3 separate regions of the Mus musculus genome follow, and all the other regions are linked to region 3. A link is a loop called in an ENCODE intact Hi-C map of the cell type or tissue named here. Cell type or tissue: gastrocnemius. All regions are shown on one strand. Links, peaks and the distances in the headings refer to the core of each region. The heading gives the core; the rest is flanking DNA. Region 1 overlaps Herc2 (HECT and RLD domain containing E3 ubiquitin protein ligase 2). Region 2 overlaps Herc2 (HECT and RLD domain containing E3 ubiquitin protein ligase 2). Region 3 overlaps Cyfip1 (cytoplasmic FMR1 interacting protein 1).

Region 1 (8,000 bases), core at 1-8,000, 280 kb before region 3:
CTTTTGGGCTGCTGTATATTTTGTCTGGCGTTTTTTAGTTAATTCTAAGATACATTTCCATTTCTACTTTGGGTAGTAGGTGCAATACATTTTTTTAAAAAACAATTGAGTCTGATTCTTTTGTTTGAAGAATAGTACCTTCTCTATTATTCATCCCATCTGTTCTATACTCATAGTTTTGGACATGTAATAATATCCAAAATGCCAATGTGATTCACTGGACAGGAACAAGATGAACAAAAGGATGCTTAGTATTCATAAAATCTGAAGTAAAAACCTCAAAACTTAATGTTTCCCTCCTAGTACAGGAGTCCTATGGGTAAGCCCATATACAGTGACATGTGAACCAATTTCTGACAAACAAGTCATGAACATTCCTGATCTGAGCAGGTTATTGCACATGTTCTAAACTACAAAGACCAATACAGTGTTTCAGCATTACAGCAAACCAAAGAGATCATTGAAACTGGTGTTTTCACACAATACCTTCTGTTGCCATGTCCCAACTTCCCATCTTCTGCCTCGCCCCAAGAGTAAACTTCGCCTTCTGAAGAGAGAGCAAGGCAATGCTTTCCTCCTGAGTTCACAGCAACTTTCTTAATGAACACATGCTGAATGGACTCCAGTAACGTTGGAGTAGACACTGACTCTGTCCCTCCAATCCCCAGCCTTCCACCAGCACCATAGCCAGTAGCATAGAGCTAAGATGAGAAAGCAGAAATATTCCTGTAGTTACCGCAAAGAATAAGCATTCAATACATTTACACCACAGAGAAAATTTTAACTTAAAGCCCCAAATCACAGGAAATTTTTAAGATGTTATATACTGTTTTGGTTTGGAGAAGTGTTTTCCAAATATCTATGTGTAAAAACTTTGGTTCCTAGGGTAGTGCTACTGAGAGAGAGTAAGATTTTTGAGACGTGAGGCCTTTTAGAAGAAAATCCTATGAGTTACCAGTGGCACAACCACAAAGACATAACTGGAGGACTGTGTTCCCTTCTCCCAACCAGTCCTGTACCCTGATTTCCAATTATAAGGATACAGCTCCCTTCCTCTTATCCAAAAGGAAAAAAAATATAAGCATGCAAATTGAAAAGGAATAAAAATTATAGATTATGGCTATCTGCAGAGATCCATGAGGTGCATTACAAAAAAATAAGACTGACAGGCAGTGTTTTAATTTTTAAAAGTAATACAGTTAATGGATGTAGTGTACTTCAAAATAAAAAAAAAGTAGTTAAAATATATCTAAATATTATACAGAAATGGCGCTACCATAATCATTCTTCAGATAGTACTTTAATAAAGTCCTTACACATACAAGAATCAAAAACAGCTTGTCACAACTTTTTCAACCCTAATGAAGCATATCTCTGTCTCTCTCTGTCTCTCTGTCACACACACACACACACACACACACACACACACACACACACACACACACACACACACACTGTACCCTTACCTTCCCATCAGCTGTCACAGCAAATAGTGTCTGCTCTCCTCCAATTAACTGCACAGGTCTGAGAGTCGCAAGTGCTTCACATGGAGTGGGAACTTTTACTTTTGCACCTTCAATTCCTCCAAGCTGTCCCCTATGATTATGCCCCCACCCATAAATGGTTCCACTACCACCAGCAGAAAGAGTCCAGTCATCTGGTCGCCTATAGCAAACATTAAAAGAAGATTTGATGTAAAGAACTTTGTGTAAAATCACTTATGTACAGCACTGTCTCTTAGTTCCGAAATAATACCTGTTCATCCACTGCACAAGTTGCTCATCTTGCTCTCTTTTAAAGATGCTGTGGCTTTCATGGAGAACATCCATACTTTCACTGTCTGCCATTAATTCACGAATCTTCTTAGCAACCTATGGAACATTATTATGAAATAATGAGTCAAACAAATAAGTTGGATGTGGTGATCCACACTTGCAATCCTAGCAAGGACAGCCTGGGCTACAGATCAGCCCAAGATACAGTGTGAGACCTGACTTACTCTTTGTCCTTGCAAAAGAAGAAAATCAGTTACAGTAAGAAGACAGGGGAATCTTTAAATGGTAATATGAAGTTACACCAACATCAACATGATTTTATACTTAGTACAAAAAAAATCAGTTTTATCATGTCAACTTTTAGATGGTAAAAAAAGAAAAGTCTATACCATATCACTATATCTTGGTTACTTTGCTGAAAATTAATGTTAATTGAAATTTACATGTTATAGTACCTGTTTTTATCTATAAGCTTCTTTATGGTAGGTATTGCTTAGCAAAACTTTGTCTTTATACATTGGCATCTTTTTCATCATACAGCTCAAAAGGAATTCCAAAAATTAGTTAATTAACACACACATACACACACATTACCTCATCAAGAAACAGACGAGGCAATGGTGTTCTTTTGTCCAGGGCCACAGCAACTCGGGAGGCCATGCAGTATCTTCGGAACCAAGCCCATTTATGGGTCTCTGCGCAGCAAGGGAGTGTGTCTAATTCCAGGTCACAAGCAAGAGCTACTAGCACCTGCAGTCAGCAAAAAATTGGAAACATGGGGAGTCTTAGAAACAAAGCTAATATTTGAGAGAAGGCCACTGGCTACCATCCTGAGCTATGAGAACCCTTGCTCCCAAGCTCCTCACTTTCTCAGAGTGAGTTTCTAGGAAGACAACAGCTTCAGAAGACACAGGGACTCAGACCAACAACAGTTAGGGCATCCACATCATACAATAACTAAGAACATCTGTGTATTTCAAAGCATGCTTTATATATATGCCTCTGGAATAAAGGCTTTGATCACATAACCACTTTCTGAGACATACTTCATACAGCCCTTCAGTGACACTAAGATCTGCTCCCAAATAGGTCTATGGCACAACACCTCCCATAACAGCTCTCAGTGGCTCTCCTACCCAAAGAGCTAGACAGGACCACTTTAAATATAAGTAAATACTACCTTAAAGAATGGACTATGGAGCAGCTGTTTGCCACCTCTCACAATAGGATCTTCATACTCAAACTGCCTCTGCAAAGCTTCTGGAAGGCCTTTCACCAAAGCAGCAAGGGCACTGCCTGTAAAACTCTTAAAAACAGCAAAACAATATTGAATTTCAGAAATCCAGAATGCAAGTGAGCCTCAGGGTTTTTTTGTTGCTATAAGTAAAGGAGTTTATATCCCCTAAAAAAAGGAAACGAGTATTTAAATTCTCAACTTGGGAAAGGGTGTGTCTATAGCGCAAAGAAAGTATCAACTTTCAGAATGTTTGGTCTTAGTTTTAGTTAGCCCCTCCCAGGGAACTTCCCTCTCTGGCGTACAAATCCAGCTCATCTCCAGTGGTTACAAAAAACTGGAATGGAATGTTCTCATTATAACACAATAAAAGGGATATGGCCAATGAGGCTTGTAAAATCTAACACAGACCTATATTCACAGGGGTCAATACACAGACTTTAAAAATTAGCCCAGCCTGAACTTAGCATATTCAGCAGCAAGGAAAAAAGAAAAAGGTCTAGATGTGACAAAGCTGCTTGATAGGTAGGCAGAATTCCCAATTCTCCAGGCTGGTTTAGAGGTTTTAATGATTATAGCAGCACATTTATCCTGAAAGGGTCATAGGTCTAGAAACCCTAATGCTTCATACCAAAGCTCTGGATTCCCCATCATTTTCTCCCAGCAGCCTGTTTATGTTAATTGACTGCCCAAATTCTGTGGTGAGCAGTCTCCTCAGTCTCTGAAGAGCCCACATTCTGTGGCTGGCAGCTGAAACAACACACAGGCAAAGTTTAGAATCTGGACTACCTTTGTCAAGTTAAGTATACAGACACGATGACCATGGACATCCCACTAACCTAGGGCGCTCAGCTGAGCACACGCAGCCAGAGAGGCAGCAAGGCGAGGGACGATGCTTCTGTTGGAGGTGAGATTGAGTCGGAAGTCCAAGAGACAGGTCACCAGGTCCATGGATGGACATGAGAGGACACAGCGATCCGAGAGGAGGTCCTTAGGGCCTGTGAAGAAGTCCTGCAAATGTCCCTATGTGATATGGTGGGGACCACCTCCTATGGACAAACTCACAACTCAACTCCCACTGGAACACAGAGTAAGGGAAGAACACAGCACTGCTATCCTAGAAGTCAAGCTTTTTGCTATTTTGTTGCTTGCTTGTTTTCCTGTACTGGGGATTGAACCTAGGGCTTGTGCATACTTTGCAAGCATTCTACCAGTGAGCAACTGTTTCCAACCCCGAGCCATGCTCTTCAAACTGATATTTAACTGTGAACCAAAAGCATTAAGAACCACAACCAGCATCAACTCCTAAGAGGTGAGGATGGGGCTAAGTATCTTGACAACTGGAAAGCTTAGATGGCTCTCTGTCTGATCCTCTCCCCAGGTAGGAACTCTGTTTTTTCCCATAGCAGAAGACAATCCTTAAATCACACAATGGGAAGTTTGCACTTCCTTGGGTGATAATCACAGCCCTCTTACCTGCAGCTGGCATGATGGGATAAACTGTGAAGCGCCAGCCCCACCCATTCACAGACCCATCACTGATGAACTTCCATTTCAGCTCATCTCCAGGGATGCGAAGCTCACTCGACCAGTCAGACCATTCTCGACCTAGCAGAGGAAAGTACACACTGGAATTAAAATGACTCCACCATCTTACCAACAAGACTCCCTAGATGCAAAGCACAGCTGTTCACACCACTTCAGAAGGTCAGCAGGTTCCTTCAGCCCAAGACCTCTGAAGCTTACATTCACAGCGGGTTGAAGATATTCTACCTTTCCACAGATTTCTATTCAACCTCTGATTGAGTACTGGAGAACCTGAAGGCACACACATACACACTTCCCCAAAAGAAGCTACTACCAAATGGGGAAATGATTATGTACACAACTGGGATGCACTGTGACAACTGCAGAGAGAGCAGGCCCACACCAAGGTAGGTTCTCAAAATGCTTCTGAGTATGGCAGGTAATTAGGCAATGGCAGAAAGATCTAAAATTCCCACCAGGGGCATTTGTAAGCAATTCAGCATGACCAAGACAGGCTGTACTCAAGGAAGCAATGGAGCAACCTGGTCACACCCAAGGATCCGTGGAGCTGCATAACAGTCTCTTAAAAGAGCAGGAGATGGAGCAACTTAATGATGTAGAAGCATGAGGCAACAGCATACACGCAGCCCGCTGGACTTCCATCTCAAAGCAGTGAGACCAGCACAACTACTACTACTACTAGAACTCTTCTGACAGACATTTATCAAAATGCCATGGACATCATCACCATACCACATTAGAGCAAGGACTTATGTGACACCATGCAACACAGTCATGCTGCTTACTACATACACTATGAGTGGTTAAGACAAAGACCACATGCAGCCCACAAAACCACATCCATTTACACACTTAGTCTTTCACAGGGAAAATTTCTCAGCCTTTATAAAAGAAGATGTAGCTTAGTGGTAGAATGTTTGTCTAGCATGCACACAGACCCTGGGTTCAATACTCAGCCCAGTGAGGTGTGTATGTGTGTAGGAGGGCGAGTAACATATACACACATACATACATACACACATTCATGCATGCACATGCATACTCACACACTTTCTTCCCCTCCCCTACTAAAAAGATCTGAAGACACACACATACATGCATATCCATGCATTAACAACTCTACAATGTTCAAAGTTTTAAGCAAGTTTATTAGACCACTCTTCCTGACCTCATGGAGCGAGGCAGAGTACACAAGACCACACACTGTGCCTCCCACTATGCCTCCCATCCACTGCACATTCTGTCCACCCTCTAGACACAGCAGTCCATGAGCCAAACCCTTACTATCAGCCAGGCCAGAATTCCTTTAAGCTCTGTAGTATGCCAACAATGCTATGTAGGCCCCAGTACTCTCACACACCTATGGTTCCCCAACTACCAGGGCACCTCTCACGCCAGACACTCAATAACCCTCTCTGATAGTAGGAAGCACACATCACACAGATCATATCTTATTCAAAGTACTGGAAAGAGGAAAACAAAACCTACTGTTTCACAACTCATTACCTTGCTATACCTTCCTTAAAGTTCCCATGGAATGAAGCACCAGTATCCTGTCTTATGCTAACAACTCCTTCTATGGAGCACAAGTGAGGAGGACTGTCCCTACTTGCCCTCCCTTCTTCACCTGACCGCACCGACACAATCCTGTTGACACCATCCATGACAGTGAGAGGATCGTGGCGCCTCTCTGTGGAGCACTGCCGGTCAAACTCCACCCTGAGTCCTTCTGCACCTGGAGTATAAGCAAGCAGAAAACACAGTGGAAACTCCAGAGAGCAAGTGAAAGTCACCGTTCAGCAAAGCAGGAAGAGTGAGACCAGAACTGCATGTAGGAGCTGGGGAAGAACCAGCACCAAAATCACAGCCTGAGGCTGGCCATCTTGCCCAGCTCTAGCCCCCAACAGAAGGCTCTGCCCATGGACTAAACGGCCAGAGAACCACCCCACGGGGCTGAGCTGTTCTGTTCTCTCACCTCCACAACACCTTCCATGCTGCAATTCTATCACCTGACCAACCATATTATGATGCCTCGAAGACAGTGCTAAGGGTGACCTTGAATGGCCCCCTAAGACTGTCATGGTTTGAATACACTTGGCCCAGGAGTGGCACTATTTGGAGGTGTGGCCTTGTTGGAGTAGGTGTGGCCTTGTTGGAGTAGGTGTATGAGGGTGTGGCTGCCTGGAAGCCGGTCTTCTCCTAGCAGCCTTCAGATAAAGATGTAGTTCTCTCAGCATCTCCTGCACCATGACTCCTGGACACTGCCATGATGATAATGGACTGAATCTCTGAATCTGTAAGGCAGCCCCAATTAAATGTTGTCCTTATAAGAGTTGCCTTGGTCATGGTGTCTCTTCACAGCAGTAAAACCCCAAGACGAACTGTAACTTACAAAGTTGGTTACCCATTTGGTACTATGAGAGGTGGGCAGGGCCTGAAGTTATTAGGAGTGTGCCCATGGAAAGGACTGGGAGACTGTGGCTCCTTCCTGTCTCTTTGCTTCTTGGCTGTGAGGTGAGTGATTTGTGCTACACTCCCATGTATTCCCACAACATGCTGCTTTGTGCAAACGACGTGCTGCAACCTCCATAACTGCAAGGCAGAATAAACCCCTACATTTTATAAGCTACCTTAAGTATTTTGTTATAATGATGGAAAGGTGGGTAACACAATCGCATTGTATGAACTTTTGATTTACAGCCAAATCTGATGTAAACTGTGGGTTGACATTATAACTAGGGACAGACTTGTGAGACTGCCCCCTTTGGGTATTCTAGTAGTGGCAGAACTTAGCTGACTTGCTGGACACCCAGCTGGTATTTACTGAGAATTGCTTAGTGTAGAGACACTGTGCATTTCTTCATGGAGGACTGACAGCTCTGACTAATTTTTAGAGACATATGTGAATGTTGTGTAAGGGGACATAAGAAGTGAGTGGGAGGAAAACAAATTATACTGGACTGGCTCAGAAGGTCTGGACTTACTAAGAAATTAGTAAATTTGGAACATATATTTTATTAGTAGATGGGTATGAAGTTGAGAAACAGAAGAGGAAGATAATCACATGATTTTTATTTAAGATCCAGGTAGAAATACTTCTTGTTCAATTTTTATTGCATGTGTGTGAGCATTATTTGTATGCATGTGTAGTTAATTGTCTGTATAGAGGACAAAGCAGATGCTGGTCTTCAGGCACTGTCTACTATGGTTTCCCTGGCCTCATCAATTCAGCTCGGCTGGTTGGCCAATGAGTTCCTAAGATCCGTCTGCCTCTGTCCCCACTGGCTCGAGCCCGGTGGGCCCACTTATTTACATGGGCTGGGGACTGACTTAGGCCCTCAGGAAGACACTGCAGCACTTTACTTTTCCAGCTGCCACTTTAGTTTTTAAGTTTCCTTTTCAGGTTTTTTGTTTGTTTGTTCTGCTGGTTTTGGTTGGGTTTT
Region 2 (8,000 bases), core at 1-8,000, 200 kb before region 3:
CAATGCTGAGGAAAAGAAGGCAGACCCAAAGATATAACTGTACAACTTCATTCATGTGAGGTCCAAGGACAGATAAAATTAAAAACTAGACTGTTCAGGAGCAAATGTTTACTTGATAATAAAATGGTAATAAGCATTCATCCCGGAGAGGGCACCTTCCCAGATAAGGCAGTGTTTGTAACAGCCTTGGCATGTTTCCATACTTAACCTAGACAGATGAAACAGCTTTCCCTACCAGCAAACACAGAGCTAGTCTTCGCATGCGTGTGTGCTGCATATGCATATATATATATATATATATATATATATATATATATATATATATATATATATATATATACACACACACACACACACACACACACACACATATATATGTGTGTATATGTGTATATGTGTGTATATGTGTGTGTGTGTGTGTGTATAGATATAGATATATAGATATAACACAAAAGTTTTTTTAAAGATGGTTTTGAGTGACTGTTGAGTGTTTGTCCTAACCAGGACATATATAATGCCCCCCACCTTTACTCCTCAGGTGGCAGGGGAGATAGAAATGGGATAAGAGACAGAATGGAGAGGAGTGCTGTGAAAGTATCTTCTAGATATGCCTGACTGTTATATCCATGAACTCTCAGAAGTGGGGATACATGCACAAAACTGGGCCTATCAACAGAACATCATGGGTGTGGAATTGGTTCATAAGGCCCCATCTCTCCCAGAGCAGTTAATGCAATTAGTAGCTGCTGAGAGAGCATATTACATATTACATATTACTCAATAGTGCAGCCACTTATGGCCTTTGTCTTAAGTAACAGCTCCCTACCAACACTCAAGAAGGCAACACTAATTAAATGCAGTGGGCCATGAAAGAAAGGGAAAGTGGGGGGGGGGAGAAAGGGGAGGGGAGGAAAGTGGGTAAAAGATTAATTTTGAGGGAAAAAAAGAATCTGGTGGGATGGGGAATGGAATAAGGCAGAAAAATGTAGAGAATATGATCAAAGTATATCATGAAAAATCCAATCTTAAATATAACATTTTTAATAATTTTTCTGAGAATTTCATACATGTATACAATGTATTTTTATCACATTTGCCACCTTCCCCTCTCCTCCAATTCTTCCCAGATGCTGGCCCACCTGCTCCATACCCACTCAAGATTTATGGGGGGGGGGGGGTATTGTTTTTAATAATCTACCCAGTCCAATTTTTGTTGCCCATATACTCATGAGTATGGATTCTTCTACTTGAGTCCAGGAGCCACACCCACAAAGAAAAGTGACACCATTGACTCTCCCTAGCTCCTCGGTTGGAAGTAAATCATTAGAAACCCCCGTCACAATCCATGGTACAATGTTGAATACCCTCATCTTTCACAGGTCTGCGTAAGCAACCACGAGTGCTATGAGTTTTACAGTGCAACAATTCTGCTGTGTCTGGATGTCTGCTTCACACTGGTCCTCCCAAACCTCTCTGGCTCTTGAAATATGTCTACACCCTATCCATGATGGTCCATAAGCCCTGGAGTGGGTAGGGAGTCAGAATCATATCCAATGTGTGGCTGTACACTCCAGAGACACTTGTACCTTGTGCTCTGTACTTTGACCAGTCGCAAGCTTCTTCCTCAACTACCAGCCACAGTACAAAGAAACTTCTCTGGTGAAGTCTGAGAGCTATCCATAGAGTACATGGGTACTGGCATAAAACTTTATAGGTCAATTTGATACTGTGTCCATTTAGCAAAGCAATAGTACTAAGTCCACCAGTGTTTCCTAAGAACTCAACCGTGACTCTGACCAGATTTACAGGACCAGAGATGCATTACCTCCTACGAAGAAGTCTAAACCCACCAACAACTGTCAGTCCTATATAACAACTGTTAGTCCTATATAACAACTGTCAGTCCTATATAACATCTCCGCCATTTTTATACCATTTTTACATCTTGCCACACTAATTGTTACTGTAGCTCACAGGGCGTATCTCTAGGTTAAGAATGTTATTGAATTATGATTTAGTTCTCTTGATTTGCTGAACATATTCTGTATGAAAATGATTTCTTTTAACTGAACAAGAAATCTTTGGTGTAGCATTTGGTTTACAGTGATGAATGTTCTGTGGGTATTTGAAAAGTATTTTCCCGTTGTTTGTGTTTGATGGGTACAGTTAGAACACTCAGATGGATGACATCTTTCATGCTTTCAGAGTCTTGTCACTTTTGATCTAATGGAGCCTTGGGTTATAGGGACAGGGAATTTGAAATAGGAAGTATTAATTTGCTAAGTATCAAAGTAATTGAAATTACAGTTCTGTTATTATCTGCTATTTTTGGTTTCTAATAGTTGTGTATACTTTTATAACATTTAAAACAAGCTTTACAGGCTGGCGAGATGGCTCAGCGGGTAAGAGTACTGACTGATCTTCTGAAAGTCCTGAGTTCAAATCCCAGCAACCACATGCTGGCTCACAACCAATGAGATTTGACGCCCTCTTCTGGTGCACCTGAAGACAGCTACAGTGTACTTATAAAAGAGTGAGCAGAGGTCCTAAAAACTCAATTCTCAACAACCACATGAAGGCTCACAACCATCTGTAAAGCTACAGTGTACTCATATACATAAAATAAATAAGTCTTTTAGAAAAACAAGCTTTACAGCAATTCTTGTACTATAGAATGCCTATTTCATTGGGAAAAAGACTTCCTTGAAATTTATTTTGCTATATTCATAGAATCTCTTTAAGTCTCTTAGGTTTCCTAATTCAGTTGTATGCTTTGCTCGTCTGGTTTTTGTTTGTTTGTTTTGTTGTTTTTGTCATTTTTTGTTTTGATTTGATTTTTGCTTTGTTTTTTGTTTTGTTTTGTTTTGTTTTGGTCCTTTTTTATATTTTCTACTACCTCTGATTTTTAGTGCATCTATCATGGGCAGCATAAATTTTCGCTTTTAAAATTCAATTGAATGATTAGAACATTAGTCCCTTTGTATCTTGTTATTTGGTTCTTTTTGTTTTGTTTTGTTTAATTTAGAAAATCTACAAATTTCTAGATTGTTTTCAAATGTACATTTTCTGAATATCTGTGGTATGAAAGATCTCACTGTAGATTGCTGTCTGTAAGCAGGTGAGGGCAGGTGAAAAATAAGGCTAGAGCCTACGATTGGGCAGTGGAAAAAAATCTGAGAATTTTAGAGATAAGTACAGAGAGACAGAAAGGAAAATTAGGAGATAAGACGGAACCTATAGGAGAGGAAGAGGAAGCAGAACCATGCAGTCCTGGGGACCTGGGGTTTTCTTAGATAGATGAGTAAATAATAAATAAGTAGGGTGTGTTTGCTCCATCTAGGTGTGTAGCTTGTGTTTATATCAATTGAGTTTTAAGTTCTTCCTGTGGGCACTTTGTGAGTTGAGAATTTATTAATATAAATCTAATTGATAAATTAAAAGAAAAAGAATGTTAATGACTCTATTCCCATCCCCAGCCTAAATTTACTTATCTCCAGGTAGGTACATAATGGCTGGCCAGCAGGGATAGAGATTCTAGACCAGTACCAGCTTGAGTTGTCCACATCCTGTGACGAATGTGTGTAGTATCCCCAGCAATACAGTCTTATCACCAAATTCTTGTGGGCAACCAAGAGCAACAGCAATAGCCTATATATTCAGGAGGAGTCTCTGGCACATCAGTGAACAACAGCTTGAAAAAAGATTTGCCATAGGTAGCATTGGGTCTTTTATTTGTCAACCGATGATTACTGGGAGGAGCATTATACATGTATTTTGGAAGCTTATAAAATAATTATACTTCCATATTTTTTAAGGTTATTACAAGCTCCATGGCGCAGTGGATAAAGGCACTTGCCACACAAGCCAGACACCTGAGGTCAATCCCCAGAAGCCGTGTAAATGTGTAAAGAGATAACTGACTCCACAAAGTTGTCCTTTGACCTCCACGTTCATGCTCTAGCATACATGCACCATCACTCAACATCCTAACCAATGCACACACAAATGATAATAACAAAAATATTTTTAGGGGCTGGAGAGATGGCTCAGCAGTTAAGAGCACTGACTGCTCTTCCGAAGGTCCTGAGTTCAAATCCCAGCAACCACATGGTGGCTCACAACCATCCTTAACAAGATCTGGTGCCCTCTTCTGGAGTGTCTGAAGACAGCTACAGTGTACTTTCATTAAATAAATAAATAAATAAATAAATAAATAAATAAATCTTTAAAAAAAAGAAAAAATATTTTTTAAAACATCAACAAAAAAGGATTTAAAATCTGTAAAATTTGATCAAATTCATGCTCTTATTCAAATTTAGCAGAGAAGACAAAAAGGGCAACATTTAAGTTGACTCTGAAATAAAAATAGAAAAATAGGACTGAAATAAGTTTTAACTACATTTTAAAATAAATTTCCTAAAAATGTAAAAAACTTGATTTGACATCCTAGGCAATTTTCTTCAGGTGTTCTGTCAGCTCTGGTTTAAGCTTAGAGTGTAAAGGTGATTATGTAAAGGGGAAACGGAAAGAAAATCAGCTAGCAAGAGCTTTCATGAAAACCAATATATAACTCTGGCTAATTCTGAACTCACAACACCAGAATCACACAGAGCAGTAGCTTAGCTTCAGCTTCAAATATCCCACAGCTCAAAAATGGAGAAGTCCAAGCTTTGTTTCAACTTGCTACATACTATACTTTTGAGGTTTGATCTTTTGATGTATTGTAAATGATAAATACTAGCCATGGCCTGGCTGCTCCCACGACTGAGAGAGTCCACAAGTACACTGTGACCTTGCCAACAGCTAATAACTACGCAGAAGAGACATGGGGGTAGGGATGCCTGGCCTTGGAGTGTGAGGGACCACAAGGAAAAGAGAAGGTGAAAAGAGAAGGAGGTTGCCATGGGGAAGGTGAGTCATAAAATATGGCTCTGAGGGCTAGCCAATGAAAGTTAAGAGTAGCCCAGATGAAACATGGCAAATTATAAAATGGGGTTATCGATGAGGAAATAGATTCTAATAGTAGAGAGGGTAAATATCTGTCCAACTTTAGTGCTGATTAAGTCTTATGAATATTAAAGATGTGTGTCTTTTATCCAGGAACTGAATAATCAAAGGCGGGATAGAGAATATAAATTGAGATTAAATATTTTCGACAACAACAGACAATGACTAAAAAGACAAAGTCAATTAAATACAGAATTCCCTGTTCACCAATGTTAAAACATCATGAATGACTTCAGAAAGTCAGCCCCAACCAGGGTACTCTATACCTAATCACCTAATAGTGACTTATAGAAAAACTACTCAGGGAAGGGTTTTGAAAAGTTTCTAAATTTCAGAATTTAAATACTAAATGAAAAATCTCTCTTAAATGTAACCTAAATCTCTTATTTGGATAATATTCTATTCCCACTCACATGGCCATCAGTGAAAATAGCAGTAATTAGACTTCCTTTTTCAAATTCTTTCAGTCAGAAAGGAAGGACTAGGTTATAGCACACAAAAGTAAAACTCCCTCAGTGAAGGTGCTTTAGGTGAAGATAGCATACCCATAATCCCAGGCCAGGCCAGCTCTTCATGATCATCCCGCTCCTTCCCTGGTGCTAAATGGTTGAAACGATCCAGGTGCTCCAGGAGGCCTCCAAGCAGAGGTATAGCTCCAGCCTCTTGCATTAGGCTGGCGTTCTTACTGAGCAGAAGCACGATGGACACCACTAGCTCCGGAAGGAGTACACCTACATTTCAACAAAAAAGTCAAGAAGCTGTTTACAGTGTGGGCTGGGACAGCAGGCCCCTAGCATGCTCAATGTTAAAAAAGCAAAACAAAACAACACAGAATTAATAACCTTGCACTATGTTTAAATTCTATGTCACAGAACAAGAAAGGCTTATTATGTGTTAGGATATTTCTGTTAGCATAGTACTATTTTTTTAAAGAGAGCAGTACAGCTTTAAGATTGAACTTTTTTTTCACAAATAGGACTTTTTAGTTGTCACTATTAAAAATCTTGATTCGAAATAGATTCTTGGACTGGTAGTCTGAACTCTTAAGGGACATAAATAATTTTCAGCCAGGCGGTGGTGGCTCACGCCTTTGATCCCAGCACTTAGGAGGCAGAGGCAGGCGGATTTCTGAGTTCCAGGCCAGCCTGGTCTACAGAGTGAGTTCCAGAACAGCCAGGGCTACACAGAGAAACCCTGTCTCAAAAAAACAAAAAAGAAAAACAAAAAAACAAAAAAAAAAATAAATAAAAAACATACACACTTCAAACACAGACCTATTTCACCTGTGTGTGATGTATTCGGAAAAGTACATGTTTGGCAATATTTTTACCATCTAAAAATAAGCCCTACAAAATAATGCTCTGATCTCAGAAAATTAGCACATCATTCTGAGAGTAGCAGCTCATTTTTATATGGTCAAAATGGAACGAAATCCTAAGCACTCATCTCCCTACATCGCCATCTGTATTATACGGTTCTGTTACCAGGTTACTTAACAAAAAGGGGAAAGGGAGAAAAGGAAGGAGGGATGGAAAGACAAGGGGACTAATGGGAAGACCAGAAGTCACAACTGACCTGGACCCCCACCCCCGAGATCTCTCAGACACTGAGCCACCAACCAGGTAGTATACACCAGCTGATATGAGGTCCCTGACACATATACAGCAGACAACTGTCTGGTCTGGCCTCCGTAAGAGAACATGCACCTAACTCTGAAGAGACTTGAAGCCTCAGGGAGTGTGGAAGCCAGGTGGGGTGGGGGTGAGGGGATGGGGACATCCTCTTGGGGGTAGGGGGAGGAGGTATGGGACGGGGAGACGTCTGGGGAGCAGATTGGGAGGGGTATGAAGTCTGGACTGTAAAAAAGGATTAAAGAATAAAAATAGCCTGATGTAGCTGTCTCCTGAGAGGTTCTACCAGAGCCTGACAAAGACAGAGGCGGATGCTTGCAGCCAACCATTGGACTGAGCTCAGGGTCCCCAATGGAGAAGTTAGAGAAAGGACTGAAGGAGCTGAAGGAGTTTGCAACCCCATAGAAAGATCAACAATGTCAACCAGCCAGACCCCACCACCACCCCACAGAGTTCCCAGGGAGCCACCAACCAAGGAGTACACAGAGAGGGACCTATGGCTCCAGCCACATATGTATCAGAGGATGGCCTTGTCAGGCATCAATGGAAGAAGAGGCCCTTGGTCCTGTGAAGGCTCGATGCCCCAGTGTAGGGGAATGCGAGGGCAGGAAGGTAGGAGTGGGTTGGATGGGTAGGGGAACACCAAGAATAAAAAAAAAATTAATAAGGGGACTAGAAAATGTAGAGTTGAACACACAGTTTTATCAGTAAAGGATACACCATAGCTTTTACCAGTCTCCTAAAATAAGTTAACATATGTCCAGTCAAAGTAAAAGAAAGATAAAAAAAAAAAAAAAAAAAAAGTAAAGAAACACTACAGAAAGATACCTGTAAAGTCCCCTTCCATTACGCAGGCCACTTCTGCAAAGTGCTGCCAGCTGCTAGAAGCGATGCTGGCAGCCACAGGCAATATGTCTCCAATGTGTGTACACACAAGGGCTGTGTACTTTTTCAGCAAAGAGCCAACACCCATTAGCTCAGGACCTTAAAGGAAGAGTCACAAAATTACATTTTCATTACTAAAAGTTTTCTCCTACAACTGAGTTATTCGGGTTACCTATTTACCCCAGAAAGAACAATTTACCATCAGCCTTTGGCTCTTTTTTGTATCATAGAACTAGAGGGATAATGAATTTGGTTACATGCCTGATAACCTTGAAAACTGAAATGCTTAGACAATTAAGTAAAATAATGATGCTCCACCACTGGAAAGAGCACCCACATGGCAGCTTACAACCATAACTCCAGTGCCAGGAAACCTGAAGCCCTCTTCTGACCTCTGTGAGTACCAAACATACATGTGCTCCATATATATACATGCAGGGAAAGGAGTCACATATGTAAAAATGAATTTTTATAAAT
Region 3 (10,444 bases), core at 1,264-9,263:
TTGAAGGGCCATGTGGAAAGCATGTGAGGAAATGAGCTGACAGTAGGAAATGGACCTTGTTTCTACAGTTACAAGAAACTGAAGTTCAGCCCATTCATCTTTCAAGGCCTCCAGGAAAAACACACTCCTTTTAGCTTTGTGAGACGAAGCAGGGGAATCCGCTGAGCTATGTAGATGTTGAACAGTGAGATAATCAATGGTGGCATTTCTGTCATTAAGCCTATTGTGAAGTAAGTCATATGGAAAGCAGAAGAGAGTTTACCAATAATGTTCTAAAAGAGAGAGAACATTTGAAAACATAATATTTTCTGTGATTCAGTTGTGGAGAACTTTATAAGATGACAAAAAGGTAATAAAAGTTTAAAAACCACATGGTTTGGAAGCTAAAGATTAGAATAGTGTGTCAATAATCTGAAAATGCAGTTAAGATAAGTAGATCTAATTACCTTAAAAAGAAAAAGGAAATAGAAAATATTTTTAAAACTTTCTGGGTTATGTTTTGTTTAGAGTAATGTTTATATATGCTTGAATTTATGTTAGGATATTAAGCATTAGATTTTGTCTACATACCACATTTTTGATGATCTCATCTTTGCCATCATGTTTCTGAACTTTGAGAAGATGATAGCAGAAATCCAACACAGCAAAGCGCCGCTGCTGTCCAAGAAGTACAATGATCATGCAGCCAGCCCAGTGGAGCCCATCTCCAAAACACTGCCTAGAGGCACCAAGCAATAAGGACAATGAACAAACAGGCAGACTTGAATGAGTGTCTCCAATCAGGCTACATTAGTTCCTTTGTCCACAGTTCCTCAGATGGGAGAAAGATGAGCACAAGAAATTTTCTCTCATAGGAGGAACAATATGAACTAACCAGTACCCCAGAGCTCCCCTGGGACTAAACAACCAATCAAAGAAAACACATGGTGGGACATGTGGCTTTAGCTGCATATGTAGCAGAGGATGATGGCCTCATTGGTCATCAATAGGAAGAGAGGCCCTTGGTCTTGTGAAGATTCTATGCCCCAGTGGAATGCCAGAGCCAGGAAGCGGGAGTGGGTGGGCTGGGGAGCAGGGGAATAGGGGATTTTTGGAGGGGAAGCTGATAATATTTGAAATGTAAATAAAATATCTTATAAAATTTTTAAAAAAGTGTGAAAGCCAGAGTAGATGAAAGACACAAAGTACCCAAGATATATACCCAACAAGGCTGCCTTACATAAAGAATTGATTTTTCTCCAAAGGAGTTTATTATTATACGTAAGTACACTGTAACTGTCTTCGGACATGCCAGAAGAAGGCGTCACATCTTGTTACAGGTGGTTGTGAACCACAATGTGGTTGCTGGGATTTGAACTTTTGAACCTTTGGAAGAGCAGTCAGTGCTCTTACCCGCTGAGCCATCTCACCAGCCCCACAAAACCACCCTTAAGAGTAGGCCCCATGCTTATCAGTAAACAGGCAATAGGAAACACAGTCATGGAGATTCCAGTGGTCCTCTTTCTTACAAGGTGTCAAGGTTTTCTCTCTCCCTGCTCAATCCTTTGTATGTGCTATGGCTTCTAGTTGTGTGGTTTTACAGGGTTCCTGTGTATGCAGAGACTTGTGCCTCTGCATCTGTATGCTTCATTTCCTTGGTTCCTTTCCTTCTCTTTATTTGTTGTTTTGTCTTATTCTGATTGGTTTAATTTTGCTTTGTCTTATTTATTTCTGTAAATAAAATTTCCCTTAGATATCTTTTTGTTTTCTAAGAAGAGACAGAGCAGGGTTAGATCTGGACGGGAGGAGATTTGGGAAGGAAATTGAATGGAGTATGTACTATATGAGCAAAACATTTCTTCAATAAGAAAGAACGAAAGACAGATTCTTAAATTTAAATGCATTTCTACTTTTGTAATATATTGTATATATGTGCTTGTGTTAGGTGTGCACAAGCACATATGTGTATCTACTTAGAACTGATTTTTATGCAATTGTTTTTTAAAGTTTACTTTGACTATAAAAAAAAACAAGAAAATTTCTAATTTTTGATAATGCCAATTTTCGGTACCTTTAGCATGCTGTTTCATAAGCAACAGACCTGCAAAGAATAACATCATGGCTCTGCCACCCACAAACAGGAATGTCCAATTTGCTTTCAGTTGCTTTAGATTCAAATAATTCCCAGATACTCAGGCTAAATCCTTTCTTTGTCATCAAAGAGGGAGCCACAGCTCAGTGGCATTAGGCCAGTGCAATGTCTGTATACTTTGTAAAAGAGTTTCATCATGTGTACCGACTTCACACTCCTTTCAGCAACCACCTTCCTTGCCAGTTCTCCCACTCTTCCAAAGAGTCACAGAACACCCCCCCCCCCCTCCTCGCACACACACACTTACTCCACTGTAAACTCGTGTGTCCCTACAGGAATGCAGTAAACAAACTGCATGGCACTCCATAGTCTGTGAAACTCCACACACTCATCCACGTGCATGACACCATTGCTGGGTAGGGGCCCACGCCAGATGGGATCATCCAGAAAGGTCCGGATCCGTGTCAGGATGACTTCAAACATGGACAGACCACAACAGAGACGCTCCTTGGTTAGCAAGTCCCCCTCTCTTGCAATTGCAATTTGCTGCAAAAAGTACATGGAATATTACAAGCCATGATAGAATACTAAAGGGCTAAAAACAAACTACCACCAGCCAACTTACTCAGTAGTAGATAGGAAATGCTAAGTTGGCAGAACAGGGTTTTGCAGCATCAACAGGTTATATCAGCAGTTATCTATATGCTAAAGATTAAAATACTGAAGTCTGTCTAGAAGAGTAAAGTAGAGATATTTCTAGTGGTCACAAAAAATTTACTGGCATCTCGTGGCTAGAAACCAGTAATGCCACTGAACAGAGTCTATAAGACAACCTCAAACAGAAACTCTGGTTCAAAACAGCAATGGTCCAAACAGTTATGTATGCCAGATCTAGGCTAACTTGCATTCTTTTTGTTTGTTTGTTTGGGTTGTTTGTTTGTTTGTTTATTTGTTTGTTTTGAGACAGGGTTTCTCTGTGTAGCACTGAATGCATATGGCACACATAAATATACTTAAGCACACATAAATACATTTTTTTTTTTTTGTGAGACAAGTTCTTTTTATATAGCTCTGACTGTCTTGGAACTCACTCTGTAGACCAGACTGGCACTGAATTCAGAAATCCATCTGCCTCTGCCTCCCAAGTGCTGGGATTAAAGGCGTGTGCCACCACTGCCCAGGGGTAAACTTCATCCTGATACCTTGCCTTTTGTCACCATTTCTTCTAAGAAGCAACTCTATTTAAAAAGCTTGGTGCAATGGTGATGAACACTGTTAATCCCAGCACTTGGGAGGCAGAGGCAGGTGGGTCACTATGAGTTTGAGGCCAGCCTACTCTATAGAGCAAGTCAAGGACAGCCATGGCTACACAGAAACCCTGTCTGAAAAAGAAAAGGAAAACAAACAAACAAAAAACAATTGTTCATGAAAGGGTGGAGTAGAACAACAGGCAACATCTGAGTACATCTTTGTTTCTAAGATAGATAGGTGTTCAGCCCTTTCCGCATACTCTCTAATCCTCCCAACTCGTCCAACAGTGTTGACCTCACAGTAACTCCTGGCTGCTCCACTGGCCTGATGTGAATTTCCACCCAGCACACAGACCCCAGTAAGCATAGCATCTTACCTGTGGGGTCCCCAGCCTTTCAATCAGTGGGACAAGGTGCAGTGGGGCATACTTGGATTCTAGTCTTTTCATTTTGGCATCAACTCTCTCCCCCTCTGTATTGGAAAAGACATTATTATTATTCTCTGTCCTTATGTAAGATTTTAAAATTGCCAAAGTTTAATTTTTAACAGAAATTTAAAGATTCAGTTAACTCCATGGGTGGAGAGTCTCTTTGGAAAGAGTATATTATAGTATGTTAAAATATACAATATATTAAAATGGCTTATTTTAATTCAAGCTAACAAGTTCACTAATGTAACCATTTAGAATCTGCTTTCAGCTTGGACTAGTGTAACTTTTTCATGTAATTATTTACAGAATGGGGGAACATGGGAGAGTTAAATGTGTGTTCGGTTTTCAAATTTCACTGAAAATTCTAAACATGATCTAAAGCAAAATAGTCCAGTGAACCTCTTTACTCGTCATCTCCTATGACATCATCTCTGACATCATCTATGACATCATCTCCTATGACATCTATCAACTTGGTGGCCATTGTTTTTATTATCTTGTTACAGAACTCTGTATTATTTTGAAATGGGTTCTGGATATCATTATAAATACTTGAGTTTATGAATTCTAACCAGGTTAGACACACCCCACAGAGACTCAACAGGCACCAACATAACTGAACATTGGCCTTTTCTCTGGCTGCACAGTGTAATAAGTATGACTCCTTTATGTGCAAGGTGAACTCTGGTTGATGATGCAGACTCACCTTTTACATGGATTCGAGGTAAGATATTCTGGAAAGGAGCTGCATGCAACAGGTCACAGACTTCTTCTAAAGACTAAAACAGAGTCGAAAAAAAAATCATCCCAGGCAGGGGATCTCATAGTGAAAAAGATAATAAATATCTGGCGCAGAAAAGTTACACTTTCCCTGTTAGAATAAAATAAACAATTGTCCACAGAATTTACTAGAATAGTGTTAATGTCCCATTGAGCTACTTTTCCGGTCCACTGGAAAAACACTCTTTAAACGAAGAAATATTATATTCTTGTTTTCTAAATGTAGGGAACCATAAACAGTTATACTGCCCACCTCATACCCTTACTAAAGAGGGGTGTGGAAAACACAAAAGAGAAAAAGAAAACTTCTTTGTCATCAGCAGTGAAAACTTTGGCCCAGCTAAGATGGGCTGAACTGAGAACTCACCAGGCTTTGCTCAATAAGCAGGCAGAAGAGAACAGCATTGCCCACCTCCCGCAGGTTCTGGAAGCATACGGTTTTCAGCTCTGCATACTCCACAATGTCCTTCAGCTGGTGGTGGAAGAACTCCAGGATGCCTGTGGCAGCAGAAGTGTCAGGCATTCAGGCACAGCACTAGCACCTGCTATTCTAATACTACTATGGAGATGCCACATGCTTCCAGCAACGAAAGTATTTCACAGGTATTTATTCATAGTGATAAAAAAATGAACTGATGCCATCTTTGGAGAGAATACTATCAGATAAGAGTTTATAAAAGGCACTCTCTCTGTCTCTCTCTGTCTCTCTGTTTCTCTCAGTCTCTCTCTCTGTCTCTCTCTCTGTCTCTCTCTCTTTCTCTGTCTCTGTCTCTCTGTCTCTGTCTCTGTCTCTGTAGACAAGGTTTCTCTGTGTAGCACTGCTTGTCCTAAACCTTGTTTTATAGACGAGGCTGGTGTTGAACTCAGAGATCCACCCGCCTCTGCCTCCCAAGTGCTGGGATTAAAGGCGTGCGCCATCATTGCCTGGCACTTTTAAGTGACAAAGGTTTGTAGAGCCGAGGTTAATCCTAAAGCGACACTGAGCTCATTATGGATATTTATTTGGATAGCCTTACACCAGCCTGCAGCAAGTCATGTAGGTTGATCTAGAAGTACACATCCAAGGACTATGGGTGAAGTTCTTACAGCCTGTGAGCCAGATGAGGCAGAATGCTTTACAGACCAACAAGACTATCTAATGGGTAAGAGGCCAGAGGGAGGGTATAGGAAGTAGAGCCTTGTGGCTGCTTTAAATGCTTGTCCCCAAGAAGAGGGAATTAGGACCTGGTAGTTAAGCTCCCCCTGCTTTTCTTGGTAGGTGATTATTTTCAGGATCTGGGACAACAATATGTTCAATACCCCATTACCAAACTCCTTGCTAGTTGACAAGCTGGGTCCCTCGGTTGTTTAACTGCAAATAATGACCCCAAAGTCCTACACACTTGCCTGCTACCCAGTTGTAAGGTGTGTTTGTTTGTTCTACTCTAAAGAGGCAGATTCTGGTTTGGGCTTCTTTCAAATCTGGTCTTTATCAACTTGATTCCCTTCTCATGAGGTTTGTACTCCTGCGGGGTACCCCAGCCACCTTTGCTCACCAGGAGAGCCGTACTCATGTCGCGGAAGCCGGCAGATCTTGGGCATCACTTCCATCAGAGTTTTCACGTACTGCAGGATTGTGCCTTGCAGCTGCAAAAGACAAGGGCTGTCAGCTATCTCCCTCCCTTTCATGGATGGCCCTGGGAAGTGTGTGCTCTGAAAATCAGTCCATGAGCAAAATACAGTTATGACCGAGTTTGTAGAATCAGCTTGGCTCGGGAATAAAATCCCACCTGTGAAAAGAGAGCACCCTCTTCTGAGCGTCTATAGAGACAACTATATTCACACTCTAAAATACAAGTCCCTTTCTAAGACATGAAGTAGTCAGGAAATAAAGCAGCAGAGTTCACATTCCCATGTAGGTTCCATGCTGACCCACTGTCAACACCAAGAGTGCCAACAGCTCTAGAAGCAATAGCCCTTGTAAGATAGTTTCTATTTCCTCTGACAGGCCTAGGATGGCTTCCAGGCTAGACCATGTCACCTTTGTGTTTAGCCATATGAGGGCTGCATTCGTAACTTTCTTTCCCAACTTTCAAGTATTTTAAGGCAGAATAGTCCATAAAGTGTGAGTGGTCCCGAAGATCACAGATGGGCAAATGACTAAAGTCTTCTACATTCTAGTTAAGTGTGATGGTTTGGATGAAAATGGCCCTAATAGGCTCATCTATTTGAATGCTCAGTCACCAGTGAGTTGGAATATCTGAGAAAGAGTAGAAAGATTAGGAGGTGTAGCCTTATTGGAGGAGGTGTGTTGCTGGGCATTAGGCTTTGAGTTTCAAAAGTCCATGCCAGGCCAGTGTTGATGTTTCTGCCTGCTGCTTGACAATCGAATTCTCAGCCAGTTCTCTAGTACCATGTCTGCCCAATGTGCTGTTTCATTCCCTGCTGTGATAATAATGAACTTAACCCTCTGAAACTGTAACCAAGCCTACAATTAAGCAATTAGATGCTTTAATTTATAAGAACTGCCTTGGCCATTCATGGTACATCCTTACAACAGCAGAACAGTAGCTAAGGCATTACATATAACCCATGTTATAACTCTACGACTTCTCAGAGCTGTTAACCTTTGCTACAAGTTCAAGACAATGTCACATCTTTGATGGACTGAGGTTGTACTCAGGTGGCCACAAATTCAGATTCAAACTTTCTTTACACTTAGTGGGCTATTACAGCATAGTTTGATGTCAACGTAAAACAAGCTAGAGTTACTTAGGAAGATGGGTGCAACTGAGACAATGCTTCCATTAAGATTAGCCTGTAGGCAAGTCTGTATGGTATTTTCTGGATTGATGATTCAAGCCCCAAAACATGCATTAAAAAATAAATAAATAAAAATAATAATAATAAAAAAAAAAAAACAGTGCAGCACATTTGTAACCTTAGGACCAGTAAGACAGAGAGGTGGTTCCTTGGGGTTTGTTGGTCATCCAGTCTAGCCTTGATTGGTTCTATTCCAGTACAATACTCTGCCTCATAAAACAAGGTGGGAGCAACAGAGGTGGCTTGTGGGTAAGAGTGCTTGCTCTAAAAGTATAAAGATCTGAGATTTATATACATGGGGACACAGAGGGAGGGGAGGGGGAGGAGGGGGGGGAGACTGGCTGACTATGAATTAAAAGAAAAAGTCCACTGTGGTCTATAAATGACATCATTTTCCCTTTTCAAAAACCTGAACCATAAGGCTTTGTACTGGCCAATTTTATGTTTACGTGATACAAACTAGAGTCACTGAGAGTAGGAAGCCTCAACTGAGAAAATGCTTCAATAAGACAGGGCTACAGGTATATAGGCAAAACCTGTAGAGTATTTTCCGGACCCATGATTGATGTTGGAGGGCCCACCATATTGTGGGTGGGGCCACCCCTGGGCAAGTGTTCTGAGTTCTATGGGAAAGCAGGCTGAGTAAGCCAAGAGGAACAAGCCAGTACATAGCACCTCCATGGTCTCTGTATCAGCTTTTGCCTCCAGTTTCCTGCCCTGCTTCACTTCCTGTTCTGACGTCTTTATGGAAGTATAGGCAAAAATAAATAAATAAATAAATAAAATAAAATAAAACCCAAAAACCAGCAAAAAAACCCCCAAAACCCCCTTTCTCCTCGTTTTGCCTTGGGTTATGGTGTTTCTCATAGCAATAATAACATAAGCCAGGTTTCTGTGCAGATGGTGACATGTGTACAACTCTGACCTCACTCTGGGGCTACACATGTGCATCTAAGCCCTTTACTCACATTTGTTTCCAGAACAAAAGCACATACCACTTGCCTCACTAACTGTGCAGCTCACTTTCATCTGTCAGGAGCCTTCTCACTGGAACACTTGTGAAGAACGGCCCACAGCTGACATATCTATCCCTATAGTGGCTGTTCCTGCCTACCATAAATACCTGAGGCTCTGTAAGCTTCCTGTGGTCAGTATGATCTCCATTTACCTCTATACAGCGTTTCCTAGAGATCTGCGCTTTATGAAAACCCATACTTCACAAATAAAAACAAGAACATATATATTTATAGAACTGGGGGCCAGAAAGATGGCTCAGTGATTAAGAACATTTGTTCATTTGGGTCAGAGGACCCTCATTTGGTTCCCAGCATCTACATATCACAGACAACCACAAAACAAAACAAAAAACTGGAGAGAACAGACTGTGGCAAGCATCTTTTGTCTTCTACTTTGTTTTTAATTCCCCTCAAGCTTAGGGTTACAGTGGTGGTCTTTGATAAGACTTCTGCATAGTAGAAGAAGCAACATTCTCTTATTATAAACATAATATTCTGGTTATAAACCATTCCCAAAGCCCGGTATGGTGTTGCAGATCTCTAATACTAGCAAATCTAGAAGCCAAGGCAAGATGACTGATGCCTGAGGCCAGCCTACACTAAATATAGTAAGACTATATCTCGGACAGGCAGAAACAACAAAAAATTATAAATCAGTCCTATAACTTCAATCTTTCCTTTTGGTAAACTGGGGGTGTTATTTGTAAGAGACAGATCAGATGTTCTCTAGGCTGGCCCGCAACTCCTGGGTTTAAGCAAAATTCCTGCCTCAATCTCTTGAGAACGAGGTAGGACAGTGACATCCTTTTATATCCAGAACCATTCTCTTTAGTTAGGAGAAATGTCTGAAGCTAGTTGAAGCTTTTTTTTTTTTCTGTTTCTGCTACACATCCCAGACAGAAAGAGAAGACCCCTCCGACCCCCAAATGGCTGTGTTTATCTAACCCAGTGAATCCATGCTACAGGGAAAACCCAGTCCAGGAAAACTCACCAGGCTCTTGACAACCTTCAGCAGCTCTTCCATGACTACTGCAATGCCCTGGTAGCCAAGTAGCCGGCAGATGACTTGGAAGTGCGGAGGCCCCACAAAGTTCCGGTAGCTGCCATAAATGCTTGAGTAGGCTAGGTTCAAAGCCTAGGGAAAAGAGGACGGTTTTCAACATCGTTCTCACACGTTCATGCAGACGGCATTGGGAGATGTGTTCAATTTGTACCACATCTTAAGCGAAGGAGCCACTTCCCTTGTAACCTACACTGCCCTTACTGATGTGGAGGTTTTCCTCTTTTTAAAGAGTAAACTGTATGCGGAGAAACTAATGGGACAGTGGAGACCATCCCCTGAGGGAGGCAGAAGATATTCAAGAGCTGACTGGAGCATGGGTAGGTGATGAAAGGTTTCCATGCAGGAAGAGTCACTAACCTTGTGGAAAGGACCAGGTATGGAAAACAGGGAGATGCGGAATTAAAGGATTTATTTCCTTCCATGTATCTTCTAAATTTCCCTTAATACTTCTCTGACCTGATGGCTTCTGTCCCCATACAGCACTGTGGTAATGGCCACTCTAATCCTGTGCTGTAACATGGGTGCTGGGGACTTGAACTCAGAGCCTCACGTTTGCACAGGAAGTACTTTTCTTATCCATGAAGCCACACCCACAGCCTGTCTTAACTTTTAAAAATGAGTTTCTAGTTTCAGTTTTCAGTGTCTATGATTTCAACTCCAGATTTAAGTTTTATTTTTTGTTTTTTTTTTCTTTTTCTTTTTTTCTTTTTTTTTGAGACAGGGTTTCTCTGTGTAGCCCTGGCTGTCCTGGAACTCACTTTGTAGATCAGGCTGGCCTCGAACTCAGAAATCCGCCTGCCTCTGCCTCCCGAGTGCTGGGATTAAAGGCGTGCGCCACCACTGCCCGGCCAGATTTAAGTTTTAAGTTTACTTTGTAGCTCAGGATATGGTCTAGCCTGGTAAATGGCCATGGCCACTTAAGAGCGCATCCTGATGCCACGTAGTGTTGAGTTTCAGTTCTTCATTCCTTCTCGTTCTGTTGCAACACACGCGTTGCTGAGAGAAGAGCTGAAGTTCTTGTGTAGCATATG

What was found. A loop is a pair of places that touch in the nucleus more often than their neighbours do. Peaks named below come from ENCODE experiments on the same cell type or tissue, not always from the same donor. Only the 100,000 strongest peaks of a DNase experiment are listed, where the experiment ranks them.
Region 1: a loop joins it to region 3, with 2.2 times the contacts of the local background. A loop is called at or near these places in 5 of 42 quality-filtered maps.
Region 2: it touches region 3 in a loop (2.0-fold over the local background); 2 of 42 quality-filtered maps call a loop at or near these places.

What each region holds. Positions count from the first base shown.
Region 1 is chr7:56,200,393-56,208,392 of GRCm38, reverse strand. Herc2 (HECT and RLD domain containing E3 ubiquitin protein ligase 2) reads right to left here. Exons shown (of 93, transcript NM_010418.2): 71 at 6,185-6,292; 72 at 4,486-4,617; 73 at 3,849-4,007; 74 at 3,641-3,759; 75 at 2,956-3,081; 76 at 2,370-2,525; 77 at 1,756-1,871; 78 at 1,467-1,665; 79 at 487-701. Among named protein-coding and RNA genes, the nearest start is that of Oca2, 35 kb to the left of the region's middle. In gastrocnemius, for the core only: no CTCF peak of the experiment used is centred there; no DNase peak of the experiment used is centred there.
Region 2 is chr7:56,121,935-56,129,934 of GRCm38, reverse strand. Herc2 (HECT and RLD domain containing E3 ubiquitin protein ligase 2) reads right to left here. Exons shown (of 93, transcript NM_010418.2): 22 at 7,467-7,622; 23 at 5,553-5,738. Among named protein-coding and RNA genes, the nearest start is that of Herc2, 76 kb to the right of the region's middle. In gastrocnemius, for the core only: no CTCF peak of the experiment used is centred there; no DNase peak of the experiment used is centred there.
Region 3 is chr7:55,918,461-55,928,904 of GRCm38, reverse strand. Cyfip1 (cytoplasmic FMR1 interacting protein 1) reads right to left here. Exons shown (of 31, transcript NM_011370.3): 24 at 9,342-9,485; 25 at 6,068-6,158; 26 at 4,900-5,030; 27 at 4,459-4,531; 28 at 3,699-3,793; 29 at 2,379-2,617; 30 at 571-718. Among named protein-coding and RNA genes, the nearest start is that of Nipa2, 39 kb to the left of the region's middle. In gastrocnemius, for the core only: no CTCF peak of the experiment used is centred there; a DNase peak (open chromatin) is centred at 4,945.